Regions from separate parts of the Homo sapiens genome. Here region 2 is linked to region 1. A link is a contact called in ENCODE Hi-C or POLR2A ChIA-PET data. All regions are on one chromosome and are shown on one strand. The core of a region is the stretch at or near the end of the contact, and the rest is flanking DNA. Distances in the headings are between cores, read along the strand shown. Region 1 holds the start of ATP5MG (ATP synthase membrane subunit g). Region 2 overlaps SMIM35 (small integral membrane protein 35).

Region 1 (4,871 bases), core at 2,275-4,774:
CTCAATTCTATTGTCCAATAAAAGGAACTAAGGTTCCTTGGAGAAATGGCTGATTCTAGGGCTGGGACAGGGAAAATACAATATAAATCTGAAGCATCTTGTAGTATCAGAAAGGGAGGCGGTATGTCAAAGGGACAGAGGTGCTAACCTGAAAGAGCTCCCAAATAGCCAAGGCTGAAATAATTTGAGCAATAATACAGTATTTGATACAGAAAGTATGAAATCAATGTACAAGTCCATACAATAAGTGACTGGATAAATAAATGGAGAAGAGACAAATCTTTCTCACAGAAAAATTCTATTTATGTAGATATTCCCTCCTACAGGGGATGGAATCCCCCCACTGTAATCACACCTTGCCTTTATGGGATAGGCTTAGTTATTTGCTTCTATAGAATAGAACACGGAGAGAAAAACAGTAACTTTACAGTAGAGGAACCTATAACCAAGTGATGAAAGCTTGTATCACCAGAGATGTCACAGGAATATCATATACCTCCTGACATGTGATTAGGGCATCTCTTCACTGTGGTATTTCCTCAAAATCCATAGTGCCAAACTAAGCATGAGAAAAACACCAGACAAATCCAGATTGAGGAAATTCTTCAGGATACCTAGACAGATACTTTGACAAGACAGATACCTAGACAGACAAGATACCTAGATACCTTAAAACTGTCAAGGTCAGGAAAGATGAGGGAAGACTGGGAAACTGTCCCAGACCAGAGGAGATTGGGAAGACATAGAAACTAAATGCAATGTGGTACACTGGATTGGATCCCGGAACTGAAAGATTATTGGAAAAACTATTGAAATACAAATAAAGTCTACAGTTAAGGGAAAAAAAAATCAGATTCTATGATCTTCCTAGGCAAACCTGATGATAAATTTACTTATTTCCATAAGCTTTTTTGACCCCCAGGGGAATTAACAGATATAGTCAGTAATTTTTATTAAATATTTAACATTCACATTTAATACACTAGCCTATGTATGTTATAAAGCAAAATGTATTTCCACGTTAACATTCCAGCCCAGTTGAGTCCTCCTTTCTAAGTACTTTTGGAAGAATAACAAGTTATCTTTCAATTATTTACAACGGAGGGAAGGGTTCATATTATATATTTCATAACAAAAAAATTACCTTGGTGTTACTTTTCTTTTTAGATCACAAAAATTAGTTTGCAATTCCTTAATATGCGCCACCTAAAAAATGTGAAAGCCACACCAGAAAAAAAATCCACTTGAAATATTAAGAATTGTGCCTTAAATCACCCACAAAGTCCAGAGTGAAGCCTCTAATCCTTTTTTCTCTTTAGTTTTTTTTTTTTTTTTTTTTAGACGGAGTCTCGCTCTGTCGCCAGGCTGGAGTGCAGTGGCGCAATCTTGGCTCACTGCAACCTCCGCCTCCTGGGTTAAAGAGATTTTCCTGCCTCAGCTTCCCGAGTAGCTGGGATTATAGGCGCCTGCCACCATGCCCGGCTAATTTCTGTTTTAGTAGAGACGAGGTTTCACCATATTAGTGAGGCTGGTGTCTAACTCCTGACCTCAGGTAATCCACCTGCCTTGGCCTCCCAAAGTGCTGGGATTACAGGCGTGAGCCACAGTGTCCAGCATTATTATTTTTTTTTTTTGAGACCTAGCCTCGCTTCGTCGCCCAGGCTGGAATGCAGTGGTGCAATCCTGACTCACTGCAACCTCCGCCTCCGGGGTTCAAGCGATTCTCCTGCCTCAGCCTCCCAAGTAGCTGCGATTACAGACATGCACCACCAAGCCTGCCTAATTTTTGTATTTTTTGTAGAGATGGGGTTTCACTATGTTGGCCAGGCTGGTCTCGAACTCCTGCCCTCAAGTGATCTGCCCGCCTTGGCCTCCCAAAGTGCTGAGATTACAGGCGTAAGCTACCGCCGCAGGGCCATCTCTTTTGATTTATATAAAATTGTAGAGCTCTATGACAGGTATCTTAACAATCTTAGTAAAGTAAAAGATTTTCTTGCAAGCTTATGAAATTATTTGGGAAAATGTGTAAAATGTTTCACTAGTAGGCTGTGAGGTTCTGCAGGACAGCCTTCAATAACTCATAGTTTGGCTGGTGATGGAGGGAAGGGAGGAGAGAATGGATAAATTACCCGGCTGGCGCTGTGGCTCACACCTGTAACTCTGGCACTTTAGGAGACCGAGGCGGGAGGATCCCTTGAGCCCAGGAGTTAAGAGACTAGCCTGGGCAACATGGTGAAATCCCGTCTCTTAAAACATACAAAAATTAGCTGGGTGTGGTGGTGCGTGCCTGTGATCCCAGCTACTCAGGAGGCTGAGGTGGGAGGATCGCTTGAGCCTAGGAGGTGGAGGCTGCAGTGAGCTGTGATCTGCACTGCACTCCAGCCTGGGCGACAGAGTGAGTCCCTGTCTTCTAGGAAAAAAAAAAAAAAAAAAGAAAGAAAGAAAAAGAAAATACCCAAACCAAACTCAAACACAGCAAAATAGGCTAGAAAGTATTACATTTTTTTTGAAGTTCTGCTTTCTATTCACATTTCATAAACGTAGGCAAAAGTTAAGAGATCCGACCTTCAGTCACTTACTGGAATACAGCACATCTAGGAAAAACTTACGTCAATTTAGCTTATCTCACTTCAGGAATAAAATGAATAGCTTGCCACTGAGAAGACAACTGAAATATTTACTGGCCAAATAAACTAGTACTCAGAGGCTGTGATTATTCAGGGTTGTTGTGAAATACAGCGGTCTACCAGTGAGGCTCTTCAAGCTGAAAAAATTCCACGAATGCTAAGCTTCGTAACAAAGATTATTGTTTATACGGATCCCGTCCTATGCTTCTCGGGGCATGGATACTCATCCATGAAGTCCATTTCCACCTAAAATTTCCCTCGGATTAAAGCGGAAGTATCTTAGAATCCGTCTAGGACAGAAAGCAAAGTCAACGTTCAAAAAAGCTCACCCATCCTTAAACATTTCTGTTGACTTCCAAATACTCCACTGAGAACAACACCACATGTAATGAGGCCGAATTGATTTACTTTCACGTTTCTGCCCTTCCTTTTCTTAGCTCTCCTAACAGAACCATCCCCTCTAGATCCCTGCTCTTAGCGATCTCAGGGGGCGTAATGGTTGCAGCTGCCGGGCAACGCCGGGCTTCCTTCACACTACCTCTCTTCCCAGTCGTGGTTAGAATTCAGGAACTTCTAGGTTGTGTAGAGAACCCAATCTGCAGGTCAGACGAGTGGAAGGCTAGAAAAGAGTCGCCAACCTGCTTCCTGCTCCCTCCACCTGCAGGCCATCCCGCCCCGGCACCCGCAGGCCCCTCGGGTCTTCGCAGCCCGCTTCTTCCTCTCAGGCCATCGCAGGCCTCCCTGCCGCCCGTGTGCCCGCCTCGGCGGTCTCACATCGCGCTCACCGTTCACCAGCGCCGGGGTCTTCTCCACAAGGTTACGGACAAATTGGGCCATGGTTCTGGAATGGAGAGTCCGTCGCCCCGAACCGCCGGCTGAATGTCACCCGCCGGAAGGACCCGCTGCAGGACCCCGTCCCACTTCCAAGGTCAGGCCGCCTCTTTTCGCGCCGGTCGAAGATACTTAAATGTCCAAAGATCTTTGCAGAATCCAGCCTGTCAATTTAATTTTTCAACATGGAAGAGAAAGTGGATATGAAAAGATGGTATTAGAGAGCATGTGAAGAACAGTAGGATTCCGCAGAGAAGCAGGCATTTTGTGGGGCAGCCACTCGTAGAGGTCCGGAAAACCGGCAAGGAGCGGAAATGCGCATGCGCCCTGAACCTGCAGTGCTTTTCTTGGCGCCGACCTCCGCTATTTTGCGTAGGGTGCTTTCGCCGCGATTCTGAGAACCTTTGAAGTCAGTACTGGAGAAGGATTCGCTGAGATTCTTCTAGTCCAACACGATCGTTGTACAGAGGTAGAGAGGGTCCAAGGCCAAACATATAAAGTTAGGGGCCGAGCAATCACCACACAGGCTGTCACCAGGCTCAACCCATAGCCCTTTTTATTTGAGACAGTCTCGCTCTGTCGCCCAGGCTGAAGTGCAGTGGCACGACTTCGGCTCACTGCAACCTCTGTCCCCCGGGTTCCAGCGATTGTTGTGCCTCAGTCTCCCTAGTAGATGGGACTACAGGCGCCCGCCACCACGCCTGGCTAATTTTTGTACTTTTAGTAGAGACGGTGTTTCACCATGTTGGCCAGGCTGGTCTCGAACTCCTAGCTTCAAGTGATCCACCCGCCTTGGTGCTGGGATTACAGGCGTGAATCACCGCGCCTGGCCCCATAGCCCTTTTAAAGTTGATTTTTTGTAATCCCAATCTCCCCAAAGTGCTGTATCACGATTGGAATCCATTTCCCCTAATTCCCTAGTTAACCACAAGGAGCTGTGCAGATGTGAGGAAAAAATCACCTGTATTGAACGCCCACACTATGCCAGGCATTTTGGAATTTAAAGAAAGCCTGTAAGGCATTGTCCCCATTGAGACTGGGCTTGAAAAATGGCCACACAGTTTGGAAGTGGCAGAGTTGAGATCTGAAGTTGCAATGTATACTCAGAGAGGGGGCATTCCATCAGATTAGGCATGGTGCTGATTTCAGCATACTTCCTAGAAAAGATCCTTGAGCCGATGTGTAAGAGAACAGCTGTATACTACAGAGGGCTGAAACTTCATAGTTTAATATGAGGAGGAAAAGATGTATGTAGGGAAGTGGCATTTGATGAGAGGAACAGAACTATAAGTAATGTAACCTGGGGAAGTCTGAGCAGAAGTAAATCTCCGATTTTTGGAATGGTTAGAGAGATGGAAAGAAAAATTAGAAGTGTAATCAAGGAACTAAGAACTTTTCAATGAAGGAGTGATT
Region 2 (4,877 bases), core at 451-2,950, 390 kb after region 1:
ACATTCCCACCTGAGGCCAACTTCCCTGAAGACTGAGCTGGGCCTCGACTCTGCCCTGCCCCCTCTGTACTTGATTCCAGCACTTTCAACCCTCCCCCTGCCCCATCCCCAATCTGGGCCTGTTCTCTTACTGCTCAAGGCCTCAGTGCCTCCCAAACATGGCCAACTCCCAATTTTGATGTGCAGTGCTGAGAACAGTCTAGAAACATGTTCTTGTCGCCTAGGCTCCTGCAATGGGCTGGGCACGGGGGAGTGGGTGAGTTCTACATTACAGTGTTCTGCATTTCTTGTGCAAAGCCTGTCCTGTGGCAAAAGTGGGCCAGAAATGGTGGGAGTGTGAAGAGGAACCCAGGCGAGGCTGAACAAACCAGATAATGCACCAGGGAAACCAGGAATCCACTGTAGTTTGGTAGACAGCAGGGCAGTTCCCCTCGTGAGTCATCACTCCTTTCTCCGGTCTGTGCCCTGCTGGACTGGAGGCAGAGTGTGCACAGGACGTCAGCTTAGAAGGTGCTTAGTGCAGACTTGTTCAAACCAGAGAGGCAGAGTCCTCGGGGCTCCTGTGGATGGAGTAGGGCAAGAGAAGGGAGCCTGTCACTGCTGAAACCTGCAGTTAGAACAGCCAGCTGCCAGCCTCTCTGCTAGCAGCCCAGCAACAGATGCAGGAGCCCAATAGAGCAAGTGGGAGGAGGAGGGAAGCTGTGTGATTTCTCTTCCTGTGCTCCCTTTCCCAAAGCCTCATTTCTCGTTTTGGGTTCTAGCAGATTGTAGAGGAAGGAAGGTGGGGAGCCTCACCAGCCCTTACCCCATTTTCTGCCAGGGTCTGGAGGCCATTCTCCCAGCATAGCCAGGCTTTGACTTAATTACCAAGTCTCTGGATTTGGAGGTCTTCAACTGAGTCTTCTGCCCCTGAGTAAGTGGGAGTGAGGAAGGCCCCTTAGTGGTTCTGAGACCCCTCCCTTCCTTGAAGGCCTCTTGGAATAGCAGGGAGGGGAGATGAGTTGTCTTCGGCTTCCTTCCTTGGATTTCAATTCTGAGGACTGGGGCCTCTTTCCTAACCCCTGAGGTTTGGGCCCCAGTAAAACTTTCTTTCTTTCTTTTTTTGAGATGGAGTCTTGCCCTGTTGCCCAGGCTGGAGTGCAGTGGCGGGATCTTGGCTCACTGCAACCTCCGTCTCCCAGGTTCAAAGGATCCTCCTGCCTCAGCCTCCCAAGTAGCTGGGGTTACAGGTGTGCGCCATCATGCCCGACTAACTTTTATATTTTTAGTACAGATGGGGTTTCACTATGTTGGCCAGGCTGGTCCCGAACTCCTAACCTCAAGTGAGCCACCCGCCTCGGCCTCCCAAAGTGCTGGGATTATAGGTGTCAGCTGCTGCACCTGGCCCGGCCCCAATAAAACTCTGTACCCGCACCCTGCCTAGCAGGGATCCTGGGTCTGCAGTCCATGCCCGGCCACCCTAGGCCCCCGGAAGTGCTCAGAACTCAGTAGCCTTGGGGAATCTTGAAAGGGAGGATGGGACCCAGGACCCAGGTGGCCCTGGCCCCAGGTCTGTGGCTTCAGGTGAGGAGACGGGGACAGCTGCCCGGGGCTGGGAGCACGGAGGGTATTTCCCATCCTCGGGAGCAGAACTGATACTGGGCGACTTCCTCTTTTAGGGCCCTCTGACGCACCCTCTGTCCCCTCAGCCTCCCCCTCTTTTCCTTACTTCCGCAGGCTACTGGCGAGCACAGCTTTCTTCACCCTTGGGGCCTGGGCCTTACCCCTGGACTTTGCGTGTTTCTGTTGAGGGCTCTAAAGGGCAGATTCCAGCTTGTTTAGAAACGATTCGGGAGCAGATGCCTGGAAACCCAGCCACAGGTTTGGCTGAGCCAGGCACTGGCTGGGACCCAGATCATAGCAGTGCCAGAGCCTCTCCCAACACCTTCCCGCTACCTTTTTACGGTTCTTCTTTCCACTGGCCCTAAGAGCCCAGAGGCAGTCACGGGGGCTGGGGGTCCAAGGGCTGGCTGGTCCGGGTTCCCCTGCCACGCTTTGGTGCCTTCTCTGGGGCTATTCTCCAGCCTGGGTGGCCTCTTGTCCCTGCAGCCCCTCCCCTCCTGGCCATATCTAGTCTCTGTGAGATGGCCCAAGTCCGTCTTTGCTGTGACTTCGCTCAGGGCTTGAGACTTGACACCAACCATTTTGATCTGAATTGCAGGTGGCCACATTTCCTCCATTTGTGCTGTTCCTCAACCAGGCTGAACCCTCTGCCAACAAAGTTATGTTCCATAGGTCTTTAGTAACTCCTAAAACTGGAGCGTGCTGGAGGAGGTCAGTGACTACTTGCCGAGTAGAGAAGAGACACCCAATGTAGCCACAGAAGGCTGCTTTGTCCTAGAAAATTGATCAAAATCATGATGAGGCTGGGAGGCGAAGAGGGAGCTTTTCTCTCCTCTAAGTTCTCCTTGAAGTCTTAATGATCTCGTCCCATGCCAGTGGCATTGGAGGGGGCCAGGTGCCAGGAGCCAGGAGGGCAGTGTCTCTGGTGCCCCTCTCTCTGCTTCAGGAGTCTGAGAAACTCAAAGTAGGAGCAGATGGGAGGATCATTATTATCTTTTTAAAAACTGCTTAGTGATCAAAAGGAGGAGCAGAGACTGTTTGCACAGTTCACAGTCCACAGAACACAAAGCCTTTTCTTGCATGGTACTGCATTTTGAGCCTTATGTCAAGCTTGAGACACAGGGATTATTCTTGGTCCCGTTTTACATATGGGGGCACTTGGGTCAGAAAAGCAGCATGCTTTACCCAAGTTCCACAACTGGCTACTGGCTGCACCAGAGCTGAGCAGAGTCTGCACCCTCACGGATGTAGCTGACATCAGGGCGTAAGGATGAGAACTGAATGTAGTATAAGGTCTGGTTCTGACCCTGCCCTGATGTGCTGTGTGGTCATGGGCTACTTACTCCACCTCTTTGGACATCTATTTCAGCATCTGGAATCAAAAGATTGGACTATTTTTCCAAGGCTTCTCCTGGTTCTTACCTGTAGGAGAGCAAAGACCTCATCTACTTTTTTTTTTTTTTTTTTTAAAGCGTCTGCATTCTCAGTTCTTAGCGTATAGCCTGGTCCATAGTAGGTGCTCAGTAAACAATTAAAAGATGCAAGTACAAAGTGTCAATATATCTTTCTAATTTAGGAGATGGCAGTTGAAAGGTGATGGCTGCAGTTCCCTAGTGGTCTAGGATTCTAAGCATTACTTAGCCTTTCCTTGACTCTGCGTGTGTCTGACCAGGTTCCAAGTCTGGCCCATTCCCAACCAACTTTACCTGTAGGGTGAAACGCTAACATTTGCTGAGCACATATCAGTGCAGGGCAGAGGCTTATGATGCGCGTCTTCATCCTCACAGCCTCACAGGTGAGGGAACAGAGGCCCAGAGTGCCGTGAAGTGATTTGTTCAAGGCCAAGCAAGAATCTATTTTCTTTATAGTCCTTTGTCACCCACTTCTAGCCTCAGTCCAAACTGGCAGCTATCCTAACATCCTTGGCCCCCAAGAACATACTCCTCCCTCCAGATGGTCTCTAATCTCTTTTTGGGGTCTCCTTGTGTGGTGAGAAGGGCGCTCAGGAGCCCAGTCCTCCCCAGGCCCCATCCTCAGCTCTGAGCTTCCCACTGACCCACTCCTCTTTCTTCCTTTTGTTTTTTTAGAACTTCCTTGACCTCCAAATCACCAAATTCTGCCCATTCTTCATGCCAGCTCAAATTTCCCTTCTCCAGGGAGACTTCTGTAAGACCCATGGATCTTGTGCTCTGCTGATTTTAAATACAGATAGTCTCAGGCCCCCATAACTTTATTATTGATTATTTCTTTGCATTCATTTATTCACGCTGCTTCCATAACATGCCAGGAACTATGCTAGGCACCATGGGGGCATCCAGTCTCCCTGAAATTAACCTTGCTTTCTCCTATTTGATGGGCATTTCTTGCAGGCAGAATCAGGTTTTAAACCTCTTCTGAGTTCTCCACGGTACTTTGCATGGCTCTGGCCATAGCCAGGAACTTCTCAGGAAATTGTGTTGAAATCTCTCTTCAGAACATCTTGGGCATTGCTTCATCCCTGGTGCAATCCTAGGTGCTCTGAAAACCAAAACTTTTGATCTCTCCCCATCCTTGACTACATTCAACCTTGTGCTCATGATCAGTTACATTTCTGAGAGAGAGCACACAGATGACGATTTTTCTATCTTAAAGGATAACCTAAGGAATGATCAAAACCGTGACAAGGCTGGCAGGTGAAGAGGGAGCTTTTCTCTCCTCTAGGTTCTTCTTCAAATCTTAATGGTCTTGTCCCATGCCAGTGGCATTGGAGGGGGCCTGGTGCCAGGAGCCAGGAGGCCAGAGTCTCTGGTGCTCCACTCTCTGCTCCAGGGGTCTGAGAAACTCAAAGTGGGAGCAGATGGGAGGATCATTATTATATTTCTAAAAACTGCTTAGTGATCTAAAACCATCTAGAAGCCGTGATATTTAAACAGATCTGGTACAAAACAGGAAGCCAGTGGCCTGGTGAATTCTCACACTTGGAGACCAGAAGTGAAAATGTTCTGCCTGCCCAGAGTAGCAGCAGGCCAGCAAAACAACAGGTGTGGCCGGGCACGGTGGCTCACGCCTGTAATCCTAGCACTTTGGGAAGCCAAGGCGGGTGGATCACTTGAGGTCAGGAGTTCAAGATCAGCCTGGCCAACATAGTGAAAACCCATCTCTGCTAAAACTACAAAAATTAGCCGAGCGTGGTGGCTCGTGCCTATAATCCTAGCTACTAGGGAGGCTGAGGCAAGGGAATTGCTTGAATCTGGGAGGCAGATGTTGCAGAGAGCTGAGATTGTGCCACTGGACTC

What was found. A loop is a pair of places that touch in the nucleus more often than their neighbours do. ChIA-PET counts read pairs that join two places held with the same protein, here RNA polymerase II (POLR2A). Pooled maps may share reads with other maps.
Region 2: a loop to region 1 is called in a map with no recorded cell type, with 5 times the contacts of the local background. The contact joins the enhancer-like site here to the promoter of ATP5MG in region 1. A Hi-C loop is called at or near these places in 1 of 37 single-sample maps with no recorded cell type and 2 of 50 pooled maps. POLR2A ChIA-PET finds 5 or more read pairs at or near these places in 1 of 52 experiments (B cell).

The regions. Positions count from the first base shown.
Region 1 is chr11:118,400,259-118,405,129 of GRCh38, reverse strand. It overlaps ATP5MG (ATP synthase membrane subunit g), which reads right to left and starts at 3,524. Exons shown (of 3, transcript NM_006476.5): 1 at 3,413-3,524. The coding sequence starts at 3,464. The region is part of intron 3 of LOC100131626 (a long non-coding RNA gene); the gene reads left to right. RefSeq lists enhancers at 1,751-2,341, 2,800-3,663, 3,784-3,863.
Region 2 is chr11:118,007,919-118,012,795 of GRCh38, reverse strand. The region is part of intron 4 of SMIM35 (small integral membrane protein 35); the gene reads left to right. Among named protein-coding and RNA genes, the nearest start is that of IL10RA, 24 kb to the right of the region's middle. RefSeq lists enhancers at 1,561-2,061, 2,207-2,306 and a silencer at 2,831-2,880. Within about 2 kb of position 1,700, at least 21 of the 41 ENCODE cell types and tissues checked have a DNase peak (open chromatin) inside an H3K27ac peak, as active enhancers do; they include B cell, where a contact is called at or near this core.